Regions from separate parts of the Mus musculus genome. Here regions 2 and 3 are each linked to region 1. A link is a loop called in an ENCODE intact Hi-C map of the cell type or tissue named here. Cell type or tissue: heart. All regions are shown on one strand.

The links. Hi-C counts contacts between places; a loop is a spot of excess contacts. Peaks named below come from ENCODE experiments on the same cell type or tissue, not always from the same donor. Only the 100,000 strongest peaks of a DNase experiment are listed, where the experiment ranks them.
Region 2: a loop joins it to region 1, with 2.3 times the contacts of the local background. A loop is called at or near these places in 5 of 42 quality-filtered maps.
Region 3: it touches region 1 in a loop (4-fold over the local background); 4 of 42 quality-filtered maps call a loop at or near these places.

Annotation. Positions count from the first base shown.
Region 1 is chrX:12,870,555-12,878,554 of GRCm38, reverse strand. No RefSeq gene overlaps it. Among named protein-coding and RNA genes, the nearest start is that of AA414768, 62 kb to the left of the region's middle. In heart, a CTCF peak has its summit at 4,669 (motif pointing right); a DNase peak (open chromatin) is centred at 4,674; H3K4me3 peaks cover 1,020 bases; H3K27ac peaks cover 616 bases.
Region 2 is chrX:13,030,715-13,038,714 of GRCm38, reverse strand. No RefSeq gene overlaps it. Among named protein-coding and RNA genes, the nearest start is that of 5730405O15Rik, 7.3 kb to the left of the region's middle. In heart, no CTCF peak of the experiment used is centred here; no DNase peak of the experiment used is centred here; H3K27me3 peaks cover 361 bases.
Region 3 is chrX:13,205,099-13,213,098 of GRCm38, reverse strand. No RefSeq gene overlaps it. Among named protein-coding and RNA genes, the nearest start is that of 2010308F09Rik, 39 kb to the left of the region's middle. In heart, a CTCF peak has its summit at 4,889 (motif pointing right); a DNase peak (open chromatin) is centred at 5,018; H3K4me3 peaks cover 997 bases; H3K27ac peaks cover 1,192 bases; H3K27me3 peaks cover 1,707 bases.

The sequences.
Region 1 (8,000 bases):
GATGGCTTGGCCTACCACCCAGAGGCTCTGGGTCCCATTCCCAGAACCTCAAGCAAAATAAAAACCGAATTGCTGCAGAAGAACAACCTTTTTCTTGATGATCTATGATCTATTCAGAACTAAGCTGCGAGTATCCAACTCAAGCCGGGGGAGCATGGATCACTGTTTATGATAACAGCTGTGGCCTTGCTCTTTGGTTTTAGAATGGGGATGAACTCAAAGAATGGACATTCTGTTGCGTGGCAATTATTGGTACCAACCTGTGATTTACTTAACAGGAGTTGGTGGGAAGTTTTGGTTTCATTCCCCATTTTCCTCTCAATGCATATATTCATATAATCATGGAAATTGCATAATATAGTCTGAATTGCATAATTATGGAGAGTCAGCTATGTATGCTAAATCCGGTACTGTGGAGCCTTCATTTCAACTCTTTTCCTGGTCAGAGCACAAAGGACATTTTTCAGTTAATTTCCTTTGTCTGGGCTTCGTTTTCCATCTCTCTAGCATAAAGAGATCGATGTGTTTTCTATGAGATGCTGGGTTTTCATTTTAGACTCTAGGCAGTCTGATAGCCGCAGCCCAACATTGCGTGCCTAGCGGCTTAAGTTTCAGCTCATTGCAGACAGGTCTGGATTTCTGTGTCACTGAATGTGACTTCTACTCGATACTTGCTCACCTTGTGATGTGCCCCTAGCCCCACCCTGAAGAACTCTTCAGGTTTCTTTGTGGGTAGTAGCTTCCATGATAAAGCAATAGATTCTCTCCCCCCCCCCCGCACCCCCCAAAGGCTCTGCATTCCTTGCTGGAAGAACTGGAGAGCCAGGAGCCTCACACTGCAGGGTAAACAGAGCTGGAGCTGAGCCGAGCTGGTCACCTGGCAGTGCCTCCCATTGACGCAGAGAATTATTCCTCTGCTCAGTCATTTCAAATTGAACTGCATCTGCAGAGATGAACACAGTCCTTTAACCTCATTTGCTAGGGATATTTGTCTGCCCTGTCAATAGCCACCATTCTTTTAGAATAGTCCATGTCAATCTCCTTTGAGCCTAATACACAATAAGGAACACATCTCTCCCCCACCCCACCCCGCTCCACCCACCCCACTCCTTCCCTCCCCCCTCCCCACCCTCTCTCTCTGTCCCTCTGTCCCTCCCTCCCTCCTCTCTCTCCCTCTTCTCTCTCTTCCTCTCTTCCTACTCTCTCTCTCATAAATATACACCACACAAATACACACATAACACACACACACCACACAAACACACACACACATGATAGAGGAAAAAAACAGCTTAACAAAACCCTTTTTGTTCTATGATTCTTGTTTTTATCTTTTCTAACAGAAAAGAATTGACTAGATCTGAGGCTGGGGCTCAGTTCTTAGAGCACTTGCTGAGAATTCACAAGGCCCTGGGTTCCACCCACCCCAGCATGTGAACCTGATGTGGCAGGGCATGCTTCTAATTCCAGCATTCTGGAGGTAAAAGCAGGAGGATCAGGAATTTAAAGTTCAAGGTCAGTATGGTTTATAGAAAACCTGTCTTTTTTTTTTTTTTAAAAAAAAAAAGGAAGTAGAAGAAGAAAGAGAAAAAGAAATGACTGATACTCATTTAACACTGTTTTTCCCAACTGTAGACCAGGCTAGCCTGGCAATCACAGAGCTCCGCCTGCCTCTGCCACCCTTCCATCTGTATGCCCTCTTCGGAGACTGCCAAATGCAGATTGACTCTTTGGTTCTCAGTCATTTTGTCACAGTCCAAGCAGACGGCACACTCCGAATGGGTAATTTGAGAAGAATCAAATAGGAACTATTCATTAAATGTGGGCAAGGCCTAGGGAAACCACTAGAGACCTGGCTGGTGAGACTTTGGGCACACCGATGCCATCACTAGGCCCTGGAGAACCTGGAGCTAGAGAGCTGTAGAGATAGGTGCCAGATAGTAGCTATAGGTGTTGGCCGAGGTGTGGGGCCACCCTTAGAAGCCAGTGCCCTAAACAGAGGCAAGAATCACAACCCTCCATCCCTTTGTTGTCCTGCTGAGGATCCTGGGGGGTGGACACCCACCTAAGAATCAGAGGCCACAAAGAGTCTGTTGGCAGACTCCACAAAGCTGGGAAGCCAAGAGAACAGAGGCAACATTTTATGTAACTAGAATCCATAGCTGAACAGTCAACATTCTTTCCTTTCTTAAATAAATTTGGTTTTCCTTGGAGTTAATAATTGGCTCTTTTTCTTTTAAAGATTTATTTATTTACTATATATATATATATATATATATATATATATATATATATATATATATACAGTGTAGCTGTTTTCAGTCACACCAGAAGAGGGCATCAGATCTCGTCACAGATGGTTGTGAGCCACCATGTGGTTGCTGGGATTTGAACTCAGGACCTTTGGAAGAGCAGTCAGTGTTCTTAACCACTGAGCCATCTCTCCAGTCTGGCTCTTTTTCTTTTAAAAACGTTTTTTCAATTTCCGTTTCTTATATTTCAAATGTAGGTTGTTTCATTTTCACCAAAATTATCCATCCTTTTTCTCCTACTCCCCAAGGCAACCATTTTCTCCTCTGGTAATAGATTCTTCTTGTACTTTGCGCACATGAGGGTAGTGTTGCCCTGACCTGTACAGGGACATCTAAATGTACAAAAGAAAATTACTGTTCCCATAAACAGTGCCACACTGCCAGTCCTCGAGCCCCCAATCAAGTTGCATCATCATTTTGACTAAACCAACATGGAACCTTTACATCATTATAATTGTATAAATGTGCTTCACGGTGAGGCTATATAGTACCATTCTCTCTTCCTTTTCCTTAGTTCCCCCTCCCCGTCCCTCCCTCTCTTTCTTCCACTGCTGAGAATAGAAGCCAGGGCTTCATGCAGAAATAAGCCTATACTCACTCCTGAGCTACCTCTCAGCCCTTCTGTGCTCATCCGTTAGTCTTCAGCATCCAGCTTTCCTATCACTGGACCTGCCTGCAGGGCTTGCACCCTGGTGGGCTGTGAGTCTCATCCACTGTCACCCTGGGAGCTCCCATCACCACACTCCTCCTCTTAAGGATCTTTCTTCCTTGCTGGAGCAGCTCTGCTAGCTCTTGAGGACTCAGGGCATGGGAGGTCAAGTTTTTGAGATTGTTTATCTAAACATGTTGTTAATTAGTCCCGTTAATGGGTTCTTGTTACAGGTCCAGAAGTCTCTGTTGGAATTCATTTTTCTTGGCATTTTTAAAATACTGATTTTGTTTTGGATGATGCTCTATGTGTGAGGGAGGAGGTGTACACATGGAATTGGTATTCCGGGCAGATGTGACCCACTGGATGTGGGGGGTGGAAAGCACCCAACCACTGAGCCACCCATCTAGCCAGCATTTATTATAAGGCAAGAACTCTGCTAACTGAACTACATCTCCGGGCCTTCTTTTGTATGTTTTTAATTAATTAATTAATTAAAAATATTTTGAAAGAGGGTCTCATTGTAGAGCTCCAGCTCTCCTGGAACAAACATCTACCTGCTTCTGCCTCCTGAGGGCTGACATTAAAGGCTTGTGCCACCATGGTTGGGTACGGTTTCATATTTGAGAGATTTACTCAACCTTAGCTTTCAATCTGACCGTTGAGTTTTTCATGTATTCTAGTCAGTTCTTTTCTTTTCTTTTCTTTCCTTTCCTTTCCTTTTCTTTCCTTTCCTTTTCTTTCCTTTCCTTTTCTTTTCTTCTCTTTTCTTTTCAAATCTCCAGGGGACTTTTCCTATCCCTTAGGTGGTTTTGTTTTGGTTTGGTTTGGTTCTTGGTTTTTCAAGACAGGGTTTCTCTGTGTAGTGCTGGCTGTCCTGGAACTCACTCTGTGGACCAGGCTGGCCTCAAACTCAGAAATCCGCCTGCCTCTGCCTCCCAAGTGCTGGGATTAAAGGCGTTAGTCACCACCACCCGGCTCCCTTAGGTGTTTTTATGTGGTTGCAATATCATCTCCTATTTCTCAGAAAATATTAACTGTTGAAGTGGCTACATCTCTCAATGGATTCTTTTTCTTCCAAATGATTTTATAGTCAATGTTTTATGTTCTGTCTTGATGTAGTGGGTTTCCTGGGGTATATACTAGTTCCAGGTTATAAGATTAGAACCTAAGGACAGGATTAGAAGAGAGTCTGATGAGGGTTGTTTGGTATGACGTTTGCTGAAACCCAGTTTAGACCACTATTCTGGTGTCTAAAGCTGTCAGTGCCTGAGAAATGCAGCTTTCTGGCATGCTGATGACAGGTGATATCTTCCATTGAAGGTGACCGGACGATGAGGGCTGAGGGTCATTTCACCCTCAATTACTCCTCATTCTTGATGTAGAATCCCTCGTTCAGCAATGCTTAATATGCCCCAGTCAAGTGACAACACCCTTTAAACACATCCCCGCGCGCGCGCGCGCGCGCACACACACACACACACACACACACACACACAGGCGCACACACAGATTGTTCGGCATGCGGCAGGGGTCGGGGGAGCCGTTACATCTCTGAGGCTGGGAATCTATGGCTCCTGACACACACACTGTCAATAATTACTGTTTTGTCTTCTGGCTCTAATCCACCCTTTTCTGTCTGGCTTTGTGCTGGCTGGGCGGAGTCTGCTAGCCGCATTGATTTTGCTGGCTGGTCCTTGCTAGACTTCACCCGTAGAGGGCAGTAGAGGGAAGCAGCGGCTAGCAAAGGAAGAGGGACCAGCTTCCCACTCCAGCCTGCCGCAGCCCAGCCTGGCTTAAACGCTCCAGCAGCTGCGTTTCCCTGCAGCAAGGCAGGTCTGCAGTGCTTGAGCTACCTTATCACACCCTCATCCCAGGGACACTTGAACCTGTGCGTGCAGCAACGCCCTGCTTTGGGGGCGTGGGGGTGGGTCCTACGTTCCAGTCCTTTGGGACCCTTCTCTGACATACTTATTTTTTTTGTTGTTTGCTTTTTAATAATTCCACTCTCTTCTTTGTTTCCCCAGCCTTGAGGATTATCACTGCCTCCTGTGGTTACTGTCTCCATGATACCTTCTTTCTCAGAGTTCTCTTTGTGTGCTTTCAATGCCTACCGAACAACTTCCTAATTAGTCAACTCGTTGATGCAATACATTAGTCAGTACATTAAATCCCTTCTGTTCAGCCTAGGGGTGTCGCTCAGCAGCACCTGCTGAGTATGTGCTATTGCGGTCCTGGTTCTCTGTGCAGCAGCGTCCTGTTTACACTGCTTCTATCTCCAAACCGGATTCACACTGACCCAACTGTTTTCAATATGGCTTCTTATTTTCCAGCTTCACCTACACCCCAGTTTCATAAGCTAGAGTTGGGCCCCCCATCCAAATCCAGAGTCTTTCTGAAGCTTAACAAAAGGTCAGTTTGCTTCTTGGATTCAGCCCCTGCGGTCCATTTCCCTATGTGTTTTGCATCTTCACCCCCAAAGTTCTGCTGCTGTTACTCTCCCAATCTATTTGGCCCTTTGGGTTTTGCTTTTTTTAAAAAAAAAAATTAGTTTACTGTCAGCATAATGAAGTCTGATGGAGAGGACCTAGTGTTACCATTATTATTTTCTTTTTATTAAAAGCATACAGGCATGACGGTAATTCTCTAATTCCAGCACAAAGGAGCCAGGGGCGGCGGGATTACTGCAAGTTTTTAGGACAGTCTGCTACATAGTGAGTTCAAGGCTATCTAACCACTACCACATAGTGAGACCATGTCTCAAAAGTAAATAGAAATAAAATAGGGGACGGGAGACGATTTACCAGGCAAGAGTATGCTGCTCTTGGCTCTCAGTACCTATGTCCAGCTCAGTCACCTGCCCCCCACGTGTGTACACATGCTCAGCATGTACACACAAATAAAAACAAACCTTGAAAATTATAAAAAGGGGGCTGGTGAGATGGTTCAGTGGGTAAGAGCACCCGACTGCTCTTCCGAAGGTCCGAAGTTCAAATCCCAGCAACCACATGGTGGCTCACAACCACCCGTAATGAGATCTGACGCCCTCTTCTGGTGCGTCTGAAGACAGCTACAGTGTACTAACATATAATAAATAAATAAATAAAATAAATAAATAAATAAATCTTTAAAAATAAAAAGAAAATTATAAAAATACATCTGAGAAAGCCAAGTGTGGTGCATACCTGTAACCCCAAGGCTTGCAAGGCACAATCAGCAAGATCTTGAGTTTGAGGACCGCCTGAGCTACTCAGCAAGACCCTGTCTGAAACAAAGAAATGAAGAAATAAGCGGCCAGAGTAGGCAGCTTTCATTTTTAAAAGGAATAACAGGGCTAGGAGTGGTGGCGCATGCCTTGAATCCCAGCACGTGGGAGGTAGAGGCAGGTGGAGCTTTCTAGATCCAAGGCCAGCCTGGCCTACTCAGCAAGATCCAGGACAACCAGAGCTATATAGAAAGACCCTGACTCAATAAACAAACAAATCAGTAACTTACTAAAAGGAATGACATCAAACCTGGAAAATATTTCCTGACAAGTCAGGACAGTGGGCTGCTCCAGGCCAAGGGAACAGAACAGAGACCAGGAGGAAGTACACAGGGAATTTCTACTGGATTTCTCAGTCATATATGAGTATACATATAGTCTGTACATGAATTATTTTACAACATTTGTTGTGTGTGTGCTATGTGTCTCTCTGTGTGTTGTGTATGTGTGTGTGTTGTGGGTGTATGTGTGTATGTGGCAGTCGGAGGACTCCATCCTGTTAGAGGCAGAATCTGTTGGTTTTTGCTTTGCTTCGTATGTCAGGCTAGCGGGCCATGGGCTTCCAGGAGTCTCCTGTCTCCCTCTCCCATCTCCCAGTTGGGTTGCTGGGATAACAGCCATGCACCTGGCTTGCCATTAACTCTAGGTATTGTATTAGGTCTTCACATTTTCCTGATGGCGAGCACATTACCCACTGAGCCATCTCACCAAGCCCAAACTTTCATTTTGGAAAAGGTTAAGCTCACTGTACAACCATACCAGTTATTCAGCTGCAGAGGGTAGGAATTGGGTTTTAATCAAACAGGACTTTGTTTTAGACTGGTTTAGAACTTGTTATGTAGCCCAGGCTGGCCTTGAACTTGCCATCTTCCTGCCTCTGTTTTCTAAGTACTGGGATTTCAGGTGCGTGCCACCATGCCTGACTACAGTTTGTTTTTGTATCCCTTGCACTCCAGTGTGTTACATATATGTTGTGTATGTACATATGTATGTGAGTAGCCATGACAATTCCCACTCATGGAGGCTGGAGGAGGACAACAGGTCTCCCACTCCATCACTCTCTACCATATTCCCTTGGAGACGGGGGTCTCTCACTGAATCTGGAGCTAGTCTAGCTGCTAATATACCTTATCAGCCCTCCTGTCTCTCCTTTCCACCATAGTGCTGGGGTTTCAGGCATGTGCAGTCATGCCCAGCTATTTATACGGGTGCTGGCAATTTGAACTCGCGTCTTCATGTTTTCACAGAAACTGCTCTTATCCACTAAGATATTTTCCCAGCTCATAGGGGTTTGTTTTTCTTACATGATTTTTTTTAACGGGTTCAAGGGAAGGCAGGCCAGGGTGACACACAATCTCTTTGGTATCCTGGGCACTTAAGGATCCTCCCAGCTATTATGAATTCATGTTCAGCTTTGAGCTTTAATGTGGCCGCTTTACTTCTGAGTATAACCTGCCTATTCCAACAGAATAGAAAGGGCCAGGAACAAGGTGGCTGAGGGGGCCCCCAGTGGGAAGTTCTCCTCAATGATGGTAACAGCAACTTTTCTTTCTCAGAGCCTTGTCACAGGTCTCACCCAAGTGAAGAGGTCTGGAAAAGGGACAGTGTGACCTGAGCAGGTCACCTTAGGAACCAGGCTTAGGGAAGAGACTCTTAGGAGAGTTACCACTGCACGTCTCAGGCCCAAGGGAGAAGCAGGGAGAGCTCTGCTTCTCTCCAAGATTGTGAAATGACAAAGTGGGCATTAGGTGGGCCATTGAAACTGTGTGCTGCT
Region 2 (8,000 bases), 160 kb before region 1:
GAAGGTCCTGAGTTCAAATCCCAGCAACCACATGGTGGCTCACAACCATCCTTAATGAGATCTGACTCCCTCTTCTGGAGTGTCTGAAGACAGCTACAGTGTACTTACATATAATAAAAATAAAATAAATTAAAAAAAAAGAAGATTTAAAAAAAAAATGGAAAGGAAAGCGAAAGAAAAAGAAAACAGGAAAAATAAGATGGCTTAGCAAGAAAAGGCACTTGCTGCCAAGTCAGAAAACCTGAATTGGATCCCACAAACCCACATGGTGGAAGGAGACTCCCACAAGTTATCCTCTGACTTCCACATTCATACCATGGTGTGTGTGCCCTCACCCAAAAATAAATCTAAAAAAGTTTTTTTTTTAAAAACAAGAAAAATGACCAGGCATTCATTGGTTGTACACACCTTTAATCCCAGCACTCAGGAGGCAGAGGCAGGCAGATTTCTGAGTTCGAGGCCAGCCTGGTCTACAAAGTGAGTTCCAGGACAGCCAGGGCTATAATAAATAAATTAAAAAAATAAAAGGTGGCCAGTACAAGACAAGCCATTCATTATTCCAAATGCCATTTTAATTAGTTTGACACCAAAGCATCTTAATACCTCCAATAGTGGCACTATTACCATCAAATATTAAAATCAGTTTCAGAAAAAAAATTTCGTGTGTGTGTAATGCCTCACATCTGTAACCCAAAACTCAATAGGCAGAGGCAGGAGGATCACTACAAATTAGAGGCCAGCCTGATCTATATAGGGAGTTTCAGACCAGCAATGGTTATATAAAGAGGTAGAGACAGTCTCAAAACAAGACTAAACCAATACAAAAGACTAATGCAGCCACCTCATTTTAAAGACATAATATAGAAATGACCAAACATAGCAGATTCATGGGAAATTGATATTTTTGCAATATAAAGTTTTCCAGTCCATGTTTCCCCACTCCTTGTCAACTTTTTAACATACATGAGTTTCCACACAGATGTTCCTCAGTTCCCCATACTCCTGGAGTATGGCTAATCATATTTTCTTGCCTCATCAGCTGGCTAGGAACTACATTCCAGTGCTCATGAGCTTCTCTGATTTTGTTTTCAAAGCTTTTGATGTTTTCTCTACCATTCTTGTGTCATCTAAGGGAAGCCCATCTCTCAATTGGAGCTTTCAAATGATTTTTCTAATCATGAATGGGTGTATCATATCCTTTAAATGAATTTTATGAAAGTCATCTTTTAAGGCCATTCTGTATTGTGAATGTAGTGAATATCCTTTATTTTCAAATTGTTTAGCAGTCCCGCGTTTCTGAAATAAACATATCCTTTCATATAAAAATACAAGGCAGTCTTTGCCAGCTCTTTCCAGACTGTGTTGTGATGACTCATGGTAGCAACCCACTAGAGCTTTGCATAGTTTTGATATTATGTGCTGGAATTTTGTGACAAATGCCTTCTCAAAGAGCTAGTGATCTGAATCAGAAAAATCTTAAAAATCATAAGGTTGCTTGTTGCGTAAGGGCAGGTATGTCTGTCTGTTCAATTTAAGATCAGATCCACAATTTTCCAGCCTTTTCTTATGGATATAGTTACAATTACTTTTTCTCACGCATTGATACACACACATAACAAAGCACACACACACATGTATAATCTCCATCATCTATATGATATGTCCTCCTTTATTCTCAATAGCAATTGTGTTTCTCTTCTTTACTTTTCTCCTTGATCAGTCTACCTAGAGGGTTATCCATTTTATGAATAGTTTCAAAGAGCCAGCATTAGGTTTATTGATCTTTGTATTATTTGTCCATATTCTATTGTTTATTATTGTGTATATATGATGTGTGGGGAGCGCACACATGCCTTGGAGCATGTGTGGAAGATAACTGTGTGGAGTCAGCTCCCTCCTTCCACCGTCACATGGGCTTCAGGGACTGAATTCAGGGCATCAGGCTTGTGCCATTGCCCCACTGAACCATCAGCCCCCATTTTCTATTTAGTTGCTTTCAGTTGGCAACTTCACTCCAGGTTTAATATGTTCTTATTCTAGCTTTTTATTTATTTTTTTTTTGAGATTATAATATAATTAATCCTTCTCCTCTTCCCTTTCCTCCTTTCAACTCCACCCTCCCATTGCTGCTCTCTTTCAAATTCATGTCCTTCTTTTCTTTAATTGTTGGTAATGTGCCCTGCAGTGGTGGCGCACGCCTTTAACCCCAGCACTTGGGAGGCAGAGGCAGGCGGATTTCTGAGTTGGAGGCCAGCCTGGTCTACAGAGTGAGTTCCAGGACAGCCAGGGCTACACAGAGGAAACCCTGTCTCGTGTGTGTGTGTGTGTGTGTATGTGTGTGTGTGTGTGTGTGTGTGTATGTGTGTAGTAGCTCAGTCTGTATAATGTTACTTATTTGTATGTATGCTTTCATGGCTGACCATTTGGTATTGAATAACCAACTGTCATGCTTTTCCTTGGGGAAGTGGGGAAGACTATTTCTCCTGTTCTCAGCATTTCTTAGTTACCTGTAGTTCTTTGTGTAGGGTTGAGGCCTTGCCCATCTGCTTTAGTTCCAGCTCCACAATTGGACTTGTGTGTATTTGTGTGTGGTATGTACTGAGTATTGGTGTGCATACCAAGTGGGCATGTGAAGAGACCAGAGGTTAAAATTAGAATTTCTTCACCAATCACTTCTTTACCTTGTTTATCCGATTTCATTGATTGATTAAAGAAAGTCTCTCACTATGTAGCCCTGGCTGGCCTAGAACATCACTATGTAAGCCAGGCTGACCTCAAACTCACAGAAGTCCTCCTGTCTCCACTGAGGCTAGAGACCTATGCCTCCTTGATTTTTGAGGCAGTGTCTCACACAAGCATGAGCTTGCTGCTTGGATGTTAGTGAGTCTTCTGGATTTGTCTCCACCCCTCATCCCTGAGGTTGCAAACTGGTTAAACCCAGCTTTGAAGGTTTTTACCTGGGTGCAAGGGATCTAAACTTAGGTCTGAGTTGGGCAACAAGCACTTTACCCACTGAGCTGTCTCCCCAACCCCACACTCCCATGTTTTTAAAGGCTATGTTTTCTAAGGAGAAAATTGTAAGAAGACACATTTCCCTCTGTTTCAGCTCATTAAAGAACTCCTTATAATAAATTTCACAGTTAGAGAAGTCTACAGTGACTTTTAGCTTTGGTCACTTTTAGTTTATATTCTTGTCTTCCCTTGCACCTTTTCAGGTTTTCTGTATCGCTGGTTTTCGGCAACTGGACCTGGCTGTGTCTTGGTGTGGCAATTCTCTCTGTGTTTTATGTTGTTATTCATTGTGCAGTTTAGATTGGTGGCTTTACGGGAGTTCCAAAATCAAATTTGGAAACTTTGTGTAATGTACAATCTATTGGTAAATTGTCACGGGGTTTGTGTGCTCACAGAGAAGCTTGTGCTGGAAGCGTCCCCCATGGCCCATTTCAGACCCAAGCGTGTTTATTTTATCTCAGTGTCCTCCAAAGCTGATTGTCTGAGCACAGGCTATCTGCTCTGTGACAGGAAGGGGAGAGAACAGCAAAACAGCCCAGGAGTAAAAACATCATGTCCTTGACAATAGCTACAAGGCAAAATGTTTCCTACAGAAGTTGTTGTTGTTTATGATAGAAAATTGCCTGCAGTGGGAAAGACAGGCCAGAAGCTCTGCCGTGGGAACCTCAGAATGGAGGGAAAGCACAGCTCAATTAGGAATGCTAAGCAACTGTCCCCGCTTCCCCAGTTGGTTTGTGATGGATGTTGTGAGCACCTGATTTGATGATGTTATCTCTATGTTGCTATTACTTCTTTCGCTTGGAAGCCTCACCCAAGGAGATACTCTACTCTGCCCAGGAATCTCTGTATCTGGAACTCTAGCTGACTGGTGCAGGTTTTGAGTACCTGGGTTGGCAATATTCTGTATCTATCAATGCATCTGTCTATCACTTGCTATTTATTCTTTTGCTTTGGCTTGCTGCTTACATAATAAACACACTCATTGAAAACCAGAAGTAGCCACCATAGATAATTTTTGAAACCTTACAGAATACTTTGGGTCATTTCTTTAAATATTTTTGTGTGCCCAGCTTTTCTCCCTTCTCAGGATTCTAAGTGTACATACACAAAACTTCTCAGTACTGTCACTGAAGGTATGCGTAGTGTTTTGTAACATACTTCCTCATTGCGCTTTATTTTAGATGCATTTTTGTTGCTTAAAATCTCTGATGTTGGTGACTGGGGAGGTGGTTCCATAAGTAATGTGCTTGCCATACAAGTATGAGCACCTGAGACTGATCCCCAGCAATCTTGTCAAAGGGAGGGGTGTGTGTCTGAACCCGAGTGCTGGGAAGGGGGAGACCAGAGCATCTCTGCAGCTTGTTGGCTAGCCACTGTAGTCAAATTGAGTAGTGTGCAGTGAGAGACATTGTCTCAAAAGCAGAAATGGATGCTATTGCCAAAATAACCAAAGGAGATTAATAGCAAGTTGGAGCCAGATATTTGCTCTTAATCGCATGCATAGAGACTGTAATTTCCATTTGGTTGTTTTTTGCACAGCATCTATTTCTGTTCCCATCGTGTTCAGAGTCTTTCACTATACTTTCCATGTTTGACTTCATTGAGAATACTTATAATGGCTGCTCTCTGCTTGATGAATTATGCCCTGTGGATGTGATAGCCATGGGAAATTTCTGGAACTCCCCGGATCCTCCTATCATCTTATTATATTAACCCATAGATTTTATTTCATAAGCCATTGCCCTGAACTACAGTGAGGGTGACATTCTGTCGATGTTCTATACTGTGTATTCAATGACATATCCAGGAACAAAACTCATTGTTTTCGAGTGCCATTTTGGTCTCCTAGTCTAAGTACTATCAAACCAAGTTTCATAGTACAATGAAAACAAAACACAAACGCATAATTGCTATCACATTTGGTCACATTATGGCTAAAACTAGAATTAGTCACAATGTCTGTTTCACCAAAGGTCACACTTGTTATATGTGTAACAGCTGCCCAGGTTGATGGTATAGAACAGAGCTTGTGTGTGGAGAGAGCTTACCTACAACTCATTAGTGTGTCAAAAGGTATCTAGAAGCTTTCTAAAGTTGTCTGCTAGTCTAAATAACTCTGAAAACTTTGCTGGTGAAGTAAAGATAAAGTGTTGTGCCAGAGACAAATTAATGATTGGCCAGCCCTTAGCTGCAAGTATGAGGAAGTCAGTCGTCTGGAATTGCACTTTATAAAACATATACTAGTAGATAAAGGATTGAGTTAAAACATCCAAAGATGATTATTTTCCCATCTTGGGTGCACAAATGATTGCTTTACCTGTTGGTAAAATTTAATGATACTTCAAAGACTCGTTTTACCTGTACGATAGCGCCATAACTTTTGACATATTTCTCAAGGAAGAAGTTATATTTCTCTATTCTTAATCATATGATTGTTGGAGTAAGTAGCACCTAAGTGTAAGAGTGAAGAAGAATTTGGCTGCCTCATCTGCATTCCTCACCTCTCATTTTGCAAATGCATAAAGACTCCACTGTGAAAACTGTTGCAAGGTGCCATGGAACATTTTAACAGACTCATTGCCAATGCACTGAGGGGATTGCATTAAACTACTATTAGCTATAAAGTTTAAAAGTACTTGTCACTTTGTCGGGTGGAATAAAGGCTTTCTCTCAGTGCATTGTCTATACTTTTGACAATTACCATCTTTGATTACCAGTCAGATGATAAATGTATATATATATATATATATATATATATATATATATATATATATAATTATATATATTGAAAATAGTTGAAATTATTTAAGGAACCATTTAACAGATCATAACATTAGATCTTCAAGACTCTTGGGATGCAGGGAAAAATTAGATGTTGCTAAAAAGTACTTAACCCTGTTCATTCACAATGATTATTCTAAATTAACCATAGATTTTAAGTTTATTTATAATTTGATTGTCTGCTTTTATTAAACAGAGTATAATGATGTTGTGATGGGTCCAGAGTCAAAGTAGTTCTGGGTTCAAAACTATGTTTCTGACACTCATTGGCTATGTGACTTTGGGCAAGCCGCATAATTCCTCCTAACTCAAGTTTCTTAACCTGTACAGTAGGATCAGCAGCACTGGGGCCCAGGAACTTTTCAAAAGTGTGTATATATTCTTGGGTCCAACTACCAAAATCAGAACTTTTGTGCCAGGCCACGCATGCTGGGCTTTTGTAAGGCCTGTCTCTTGATCAGATGTCAAGTTGAGTGTGTGGGGTGTATAGGTACATGCACATCTGTATCTGGGTGCATGTGTTATATGTGTGTTGAGGCCAGAGGATACTGCCAGAGGTCTGCCTCTATTATTCTCCACCAGTGGTCTCAGCCACCATCATGACTTCTATGCCCTCCCTGCTAATCTCTTAAGAAAGTGTATGCTGCCTGGGTTTTTTGTTTGTTTGTTTGCTTGCTTGCTTTTTGTCAACTAGACCCAAGCTAAAGTTACCTGGAAAGAGGGAACTACAATTGAGACAAATGCTTCCATCACAATGGCCTGTACATAGGTTTAGGAGGCATTTTCTTGATTAATGATTGATACAGAAGAACTTAGCTCACCAAGGGCAGTGCTACCTCTGGGCAGATGGTCCAGGATTATATAAGAAGCAGGCTAAGCAAGTTATAGGGAGTAAGCCAGTAAGCAGCACTCCTCCACGGCTTGTGTTTCAGTTCCTGCTTCCAGGTTCCAGTCCTGCCGTCCCCACAACGATGGACTGTGATGGAGACTTACAAGCAAATAAACCCTTTCCTCTCCCAAATTGGGTTCGGTCAACGTTTTATCACAGCAACAGAAACCTAACTAGAAAGAAAGCTAATTAGAGCAAGGTACTTCAGACCTATTTTTTCTTACCTCTGTTATTTCCTCTTTCCCTCTTCTTTTTTTTTTTTTTGAATAGTCACTTGCTGTTTTTTTTGGGGGGGGGGTGTTCGAGACAGGGTTTCTCTGTATAGCTCTGGCTGTCCTGAAACTCACTTTGTAGACCAGGCTGGCCTCGAACTCAGAAATCCGCTTGCCTCTGCCTCCCGAGTGCTGGGATTAAAGGCGTGCGGCACCACGCCTGGCCTGTTTGTTTGTTTGTTTTGTTTGTTTTGTTTTTCTTTTTTATTTCTTTTTATTTTTCTTCTTTTTTTTTTCTTTATGTTTGTTTTTTAAGACAAGGTTTCTCTGGGTAAGTGCCTTATCTGTCCTGGAACTGTCTTTGGAGACCAAGCTGGTCTCAAACTCACAGATACCCACCTGTCTCTGCCTCCTGTGTGCTGGGATTTTAGGTGTGTGCCACCACCACCCAGCTTGAATATTCACATATCCTTTCTCTGTGATTACTGCTCCTCCTTGTTCCCAGACTATGGCAACTGTGATGTTTATTCTTGGTGGTCAACTTGACTACATCTGGAATTAACTAAAACCCAAGTGGCTAGGCACACCTATGAGGGATGTTTTTTCTTAATTAATTAATCATTTGCATGGGAAGATCCACTTTTAATCCTTATCTTTTGAGGTGGGAAGATCCATCTTTGACCTGGGCCACACCTTCTGCTGACAGCATATATAACACATATGGAAGAAAGACGCCTTTTCTTTGTCTTTTTTGCTCTTGCTCTCACTAGCACATTCATTTCTTCACTTCCATTAGAGCCTACTTCTTTGGGGTTTTGGTGTATGCTGAAGACCAGCTGAGACTTCCAGCTTCTTGCACTGAGCAACTACTGGATTTTTGAACTTTCCATTGGTAACAGCCATTGTTGGACTAGCCTGTAATTTATATATCCCTGATTTTATGCTAACCATTATTCTACCTACTTCTATGAGATCAGTTGAGGCTTGAGCTGTAACTAAGTTTAGAATGGTTACTTAGCTCTAGGTTTGTTTCCTAACACACACACACACACACACACACACACACACACCCCAAACTGTAAAATCTGTGCATCTATTTCCTGGCT
Region 3 (8,000 bases), 330 kb before region 1:
GTAGCCCCATTTGTCCTTGAATACCTTTTCATCTTTACAGTCAAGATGTTCTTAGGAATGCCTTATCAACAGCCCTGCCTTGGCCTGCCTGGGGGCTTGCTCTGCTTTGTTCTCAGTCCCAGACGGGGCAGTGGGCTCTTAAACAACTCACAAGTTACAATATTTTATCTTCCTACAGACTCAGGTCCACTGGAAGAACAGGATGCCCTCTTAAACAGTGAGCCCCCTCTCCAATACCAATTCTGTGAGAAACATTCAAAGATGGACATTGCCAGCAAGGATTCTGGAGAGGCCTGAGAATCCTTGCAGGTTTCACCTTTTCAGTATTTTGATGTTGGTGTTAAGAGCTAACTGACTTGGGCTAGAGAGATGGCTTAGCCGTTAAAGGCTAGGTTCACAAATAAAAAGATAAGAGATAGCTGAGGCAAAAACCAGTATGAAATTAAATTAAATTTCCCCCATTGTTTTATCAGGCAAAAGGATCATATATTACCTCTATTTAAACTTTCTTTCCTCTGCAGGGAATGGTGGTTCATGGTTTTAATTCTCAGAAGGCAGAGGCTGGAGGATGTCTGTGAGTTCAAGGTGACTAAACGGTGAGACCCTGTCTCAAACACACACACACACAACACACACACACACACACACACACACACACACACACACACACACACACAAAACCTTCTTTTGGTGTGTTTCAAAAAAATTGTCACAATTTATTTTTTCTATTTTATTAGATATTTTCTTTATTTACATATCAAATGCTATCCCAAAAGTTCCCTATACCCTCCCCCCGCCCTGCTCCCCTACCCACCCACTCCTACTTCTTGGCCCTGGCATTCCCCTGTACTGGGGCATATAAAGTTTGCAATACCAAGGGGTTTCTTTTCCCAATGATGACCGACTAGGCCATCTTCTGCTACATATGCAGCTAGAGACACGAGCTCTGGGGTACCGGTTAGTTCATATTGTTGTTCCACCTATAGGGTTGCAGACCCCTTCAGCTCCTTGGGTACTTTTTCTAGCTCCTCCATTGGGGGCCCTGTGATCCATCCTATAGATGACTGTGAGCATCCACTTATGTGTTTTCTAGGCCCCGGCATAGCCTCACAAGAGACAGCTATAGCAGGATCCTTTCAGCAAAATCTTGCTGGCATATGCAATAGTGTCTGGGTTTGGTGGCTGACTATGAGATGGATCCCTGGGTGGGGTAGTCTCTCGATAGTCCATCCTTTTGTCTTAGCTCCAAACTTTGTCTCTGCAACTCCTTCCATGGATATTTTATTCTGTATTCTAGGGAGGAATGAAGTATCCACGCCTTGGTCTTCCTTCTTGATTTTCTTGATTGATAATTCTGCCATGTTCGTTTCCTGGAAGTCAGGGTCAGCTTGTGTAAAGTTGTTAAACAACATCCTAAATGTGAAATGTCAACCCTCATCCTAAGCTACTTCCCCCTTTTCAAAGCATTGAATGAAGACTTCATTGGGTTTTATAGTGGCTTTCTGATTTTGGTAGTCTATACAAGAAGGGAGTTTGAAAGTTCTTGTATATCGTTAATTGTCTGCCCATGTCCTGCCTGAAATACCATGATTGTTTATGAAAAGTATCTTTAATAAAGCTGGTTACAGTTAGAAAAAAAAATACATTGTCTCTTTTGACAACTTATAGAAATACCTGAAAAATCCCCAAGTGTGGTAGTGTGTGTGTGTGTGTGTGTGTGTGTGTGTGTGTGTGTGTGTGTGTGTGTGATCTCAGCACTCAGGAGGTTGAAGCAGGACAGTCACTAGCCCCAGGCCAACCTGGGCTAAGCAGCAAGATCTTTCAAGAAAAAAAATGATGTTGGAAAGATGGCTCTGCAGTAAAGGCGCTTGCTACTAAGTCTGCCGATCTCAGCTCAGTCTCCAGGCCCCAGATGCTAAAAGGGGAGAATCAACTCTCAAAAGCTGTCCCCTGTGGCACTCATAAAGGGAATCTGTTTGTTTGCTTTTGGTTTTTCCAGACAGGGTTTCTCTGTGTAGCCCTGGCTGTCCTGGAACTAACTCTCTAGACCAGGCTGTCCTTGAACTCAGAAATCTACCTGCCTCTGCCTCCTGAGTGCTGGGCCTAAAGACATGTGGCAATAAATGTAATTTTTGAAAAGAGAGAGGGTAAAACTGTTCCTCCAAATGAAAGGAAATGAGAATTAAAAAGAAAGAACAAAAGTTAAGTGTAAGCACACTGATGGGGCAGAAGGCTTGCCACAAGTTCAAGGTCAGCCAGGACTACAAGCAGGGTGGGGGGAGAACGAATTTCATCACAAAGTCAGCTGCTATTTTATCTATTGCATTGTTGAGTTCTGCCGTGTAAGACCTCTCCAAGGTAAAGAGCAAGCACACACACCTCTCTACTTACCCTAGACAGAGAACCCGTGACAGACCAATGTACTGATTGCACCAAAGTCCAGCTTGATGAACTACTGAAAATCATAGTTTTACTGGGGTTTTTAACAAGTGTATGGCAAGGGGTTACTTACAGGAGCAGGGGTGACTACAAAGCAGATGCATTCCATAAGAACCCATCCAAACACCAGTGACAAATCCTGAACCCTGAAGTCCTCTGCTTAACTGGACAGATGGACAATTGGACAGGTCTGAGAGATCTCCTTTTGGCAGCTGGTCAGTTTCCTCCCCCAGTGATTGTTGGCTGCTTCTAGCCGAAGAAAGAGAGCCTTTTAGAACCTTACATGGTTCAGGATTCAGCATGTGACGTCAGCATTTCAACTCTGTCTCCTAGGCCTCTAGGAGGGAATGTTTCCCAACCCTTTCTGATAGTTTAAGTTTTGTTTGTTTAATGTTTATGCGTATGAGTGTTTTGCGGGCATGTATGTCACCTTGTGTGTAGCTGACACCATTGGATTCCCTAAAACTGGAGTTAAAGGTGCCACATGGACCCCGAGAATCAAACCTGGATCCTCTGCAAGAGCAGGTAGTGTTCTTGCCTGCTGCACCCTTGATGAACCATCCTGCCTCCATCGTATTTATGGCTAAAACTGTTTCTCAAGGATTGGGCTATGCCCCACTTGTAACCTTTCCTTCAAATGGTTCTATACTGCTTGTTCCAGGAAACAGCAACTGTGCCTTTGTTCCAAAAAGTTATGACCATGTGACAACCCTATTTTTTTGTTTCAAAAGGTTATTATGACCACCTTGCAACCATGTCCTTGTTTCAAAAGTTGTTAAGACCAATTTCTTTTTTTTTTTTTAAGATTTATTTATTTATTTATTTATTTATTTATTTATTTATTTATTATATGTAAGTTACACTGTAGCTGTCTTCAGACATTCCAGAAGAGGGAGTCAGATCTCGTTATGGATGGTTGTGAGCCACCATGTGGTTGCTGGGATTTGAACTCTGGACCTTTGGAAGAGCAGTCGGGTGCTCTTACCCACTGAGCCATCTCACCAGCCCAAGACCAATTTCTTATGCTCTGCTCTGCTTCTGTAACCCTGCCTGTTTGCCTGTCGTATCCCCCATTTGGAAAGCCCCTACCCCTAAGCTATAAAAACATTATCTCCCTCACATCCAAGGCTGACTCCTTGAATTCCACCTTAGAGGAGGCAACCCATGTATACACATGAATTAAAAAAAAAAAAAAAGAGCTTGCAGGTTTGCAGTGGACTATGGTGGCCCCCACCTTTAATACTAGCACCCCGGTGGCAGAGACAGACAGCTCTCTGAGTTCGAGGCCAGCCTGGTCTACAGAGTGAGTTCAAAGACAGTCAGGACTGTTACAGAGAAAAACTCTTGTGTGAGTGGAGGCGGGGGTAGGGCAGGGGGTAAGCTTGCTTTAATTAATTTGACCATGATGATTTGGGCTGGTGCTCTCTATTCAAATCCTTGATGTCAACACCATTCCCACAGCCCTCTTTTCTTTGAATCTTTTGAGATGAGGTCTCACTGTGGCTGGGTGATTTGCCTCCATGTCTGTGTGCCACCTGCATGCAGATCTTGAGGAGGTCAGAAGAGGGCAGTGGATCCCCTGGAACTGGAGTTACAGATAATTGGGAGCCCACCATATGGGGACCAGGAATTGAACCCATGTCCTTTGGAGGAGCCATTAGTACTGTAAAGCACTGAGGCATCTCTCTCAGTCTCATAACTAATAGCTGGGATAACTTTTCACAGACCCTCTTTTGGCTCTGAATACTTGAAACACTGTTTCTCTTCCACCACCTACTTTCCAACTGCTGTGGCTCAGGGTGGCGTTACCAGGTGGGCAGGCAGATTATTCCTGGAAAGCATTCCTGTCCTAAGATGGCCAGTAATTCCTATATATGGAAATATAATGGTCCATTAAAGTCATTCCAACTGTATCGCCAACTCGAGTTCTCAGGATCCAGAAGTCCCTTAGCCTGTGGGAATGGGACAAAGGGAGAGTCATAGTGGGGGAGATAGCAGAGTTCTGTTTTTAAACTGGGATAGTTCAGGCTGGCATAGAACTCACAGGGAATCCCCTGTCTGTGCCCCTGTAGTGGCAGGATTACAGATATACACCAGCCACCACTTAACCAATTAAGCTCATATCATCCCCTTTCTCCAATTTTACACACATGTATGGTATGACAGTTACGTTCATTTTGGGGGATTCCAGCAAACAAGGAGCCCGATGCTTGAGCCTTAGTTCCGGCTTCGTGCTCTGGATATGTAAAAGGGTTAGGTGCTTTTTGAGTTCTGATTAACAAAGGGCAAAAAAATCGGGGGTTGGGGGACGCAGCAGAATCTAAGATGTCGTGGGTACAAAGCACTTGGATCTGCGCAACCGCCACAGTTCCCTTCCCCCACTTCCCAAGCCATTGAGCAGACGTCTCCAACCCCTCGTGGTTCATGCCACCCTGCGGCCACTAGAGGGCAGCAGAGCCTAACGTCAAGCGAGGTCTGGCACAAGAGCTGGTTTTCCAAGGGGATTTCCGAACCACACTCCCTTAGACTTCCGGTGACACCACCCATCTTTGGCAACAAAAAGTGTGCCGGCTTGGCCAGGCAGAGAGCCGCGGAGTCCTGACAGATGCTGTTCTGTTAAAGATCAGGTTGCTGGAACAGTGTGGCTTCCTCGCCACCCCTATGGACAAAGGTCCACGTGGCTGTGGGGCCAGGCCCTTAAAGGAAGTAGCACAGAGCTGGCAGGTGTCACAGCCTCTGTGTATCCATAACTAATCCTCGTCACCACTGAACCCACACAGAAACATTGTGAGACCAGAGACTCCTATGGAGATCAGGAAGAGACCCTTGCCCCAGGCCTTTGGTAGGGACTCTTAACAGAAGTAAGACCCCAGGGCGAACAAGTTGCTGTTGGCTGGGACAGGGGAGCTGCGTGAGTAGATGATGTGGGGTCAGGGCTGGAGGCATCTTACTTGTGACCAGGTGGGACCACGCCCCAGGGTGGGCACACCATCCCAGACTGCAGGTCCGATACTTCTGCCAACAGCTGGTTTCTGTGGCCGGTACTGGTTGTGGCCCAGCCTGCCTTCAGCGCCTCAGGGCCAGCAGCTTTATGATCACCAGCTGCCAAATGCCACGGGCATACCATTTAAAAGCCAGCCCCCCCCCCCCATCGCGGCCTACTCTTTCACCCTGTCTCTCTGTCTCTTGTTGTCTGGGCTAGCCCATCTCTTCCCACCCAAATAAATTCCTTTCGGGAGATCTATTGTATGATGGTATGATGGTGTAATCTTTGGGACACACTTTAGTAACCCCAACCCGCCAAGGGATTCTGCTGGTTAACCCTTACTCTGGTGATACGGGATCTAATGGGGACTCTTCGGCCATGCACTCTGCAACTGAGACACAGCCCCAGCTCTCTGAGCTGGATTATTTTGTTGTTGTTGTTGTTACTGTTTTTATTTTTATTTGTGTATGTGGGCACATAAGTACTATGTCCTAAGAGGCCACAGTCATTGTTACCCCTAGATCTAGAGTTATGCTAGTCTCCCCTCACCAAAATGTGCATTTTAAAGGTGGTTACAGGACAGTTCCAGAGATGGCTTGGTGACCTGTTAAGAGCACTGGCTGCTCTTCCAGAGAACCCGGGTTCCATTCCCAGCCCCCACATAACTACTCAAAACCGGCTGTAACTCTAGTCTTAGGGGATCCCATGTCCTCTTCTAACTCCAAGGCCATAGACACAAATGAAACATTCTTACCAAAGAAAAAAGTCATCTAAAAACAAACAAACAAACCCAAAGACTCCTGGGGTGGCAATCCTGTAATCTGTTGTTTGTGGTGCTGTTTGGTTGTGTTTTTCTCTTTTACAGGGTAGGAATGTGGGCCCTTCCCCCAGCCTTGAGTTGGCTAAACAAGTCGCCACCGCTGGAGCCAGGCGTCCTGCCCAAGCGGAAAGAGACTGCCCGCCCGCTGAGCTGCTGAGAGCTTCCTTTGCAACTCAAACCCAGCTGAAACAAAGGGGCTCCGTTTTGTGGTTTTGCCTATAGAAATGCAGAGCTGAAAAATTACAATTTGAGCCATGGTCAGAGAAACTTTGTCTTGGTTTGTTATTTCTCTCCTCCCACTTCTCTCCCATCCTAATTCCATTCCCAGCCCTCCTTCCAGGAATGCCTGGTTCTCCAAGGCCACTGGACGTGTAATCCAGACCTTTCAGGAGCAAACAGTCTCCCACAGCCCAGCTAGAGTCATTTCTTTCTTTCTTTCTTTCTTTCTTTCTTTCTTTCTTTCTTTCTTTAATTTATTTATTTATTTATTTATTTATTTATTTATTTATTTATTTATTAGGTTTTGAGTTTTGTTCTTTGTTCTGTATTGTTGTTGTCTGGTTTTGTTTTGGAGACAGGGAATCAAGTAGCCCAAGATGGCCTTGAACTCATTCCAGTCCTCTTCCCTCCACATCTCAAATTCTGAAATTACACACGTATCACACCACTCTCTCTTTCTCTTTCATCTCTCCTTCTCTCTGTGTCTCTCTGTCTGTGTGTGTCTCTCTCTCCGTGTGTGTGTGTGTGTGTGTGTGTGTGTGTCTGTGCCACAACAATCAATAAAGTTGGTCTGTTTTCTTGTAGGAGCATACATAAACTAATCCACCCCCAGGTATGTTTGTTACCGAATTTCCAGTTGCTTACCCAGAGACACTGCAGGCCTGGTGGCAGGGGGCAGGTCTGAAAGGCTGCCCTTTTGTAAAAGAAATCTTCAAGTATCTGAATCCATAATGAAAATAGCAAAGGGAGAGGGGGTCTGACCTCTGGTACTGACACAAAGGAGCACAGGTGGTACTTTTCTGAAGACCCCATGGGCATCCCAAGGCAACCCTGGCCTTCACTTGCCCTGGAAACCAAACCCCTAGCCCTGCCTGCCAGGCCTTCACTTTCTCTCTCTAACTCTGGATAGTAGTCCAAGAAGAAATACAGCTGCTTTTATTCCTTTTTATTGTTATTTATCTATTTTGTTTTGTTTGAAACAGAATCTCATTTGCCCAAGCCAGCTTGGAAGTATGGAGCCCAGACTGGCCATGGCCTAATTCTTCATGGGTCGGACTACAGGCCTGTGCTACCCAGTCGGTTTTCTCACTCTAGCTCCCCCTCCCTCCTTCTGTCCCCTGCATCTCTTGAGACACCCCCCTCCCTTCTCTCTTTCCACTGCTTAGGGTGGAACTCAGGCTCTTGAACCCCCTACGAAAGCCCCCTACCACTGAGCTGTATAGTCTTCAGCCCTGGGAAGATATCAATTTTAGTGATCAGTTATCTCTTTGAGATTTCATTGATTGAATTTTTTAAAAAAGATTTATTTATTTATTATATGTAAGTACACTGTAGCTGTCTTCAGACACTCCAGAAGAGGGCGTCAGATCTTGATTGAATTTTTTTAAAAAAAATAGTTTACTTATTTTTATTTTATATGCATTGGTATTTTACCTGCATGCACGTCTGTGTGAGTGTCAGATCTCGGAGTTATAGTCGTGAGCTGTCATGTACGGACTGGGAATTGAACCAGGGACCTCTGGAACAGCATTCAGT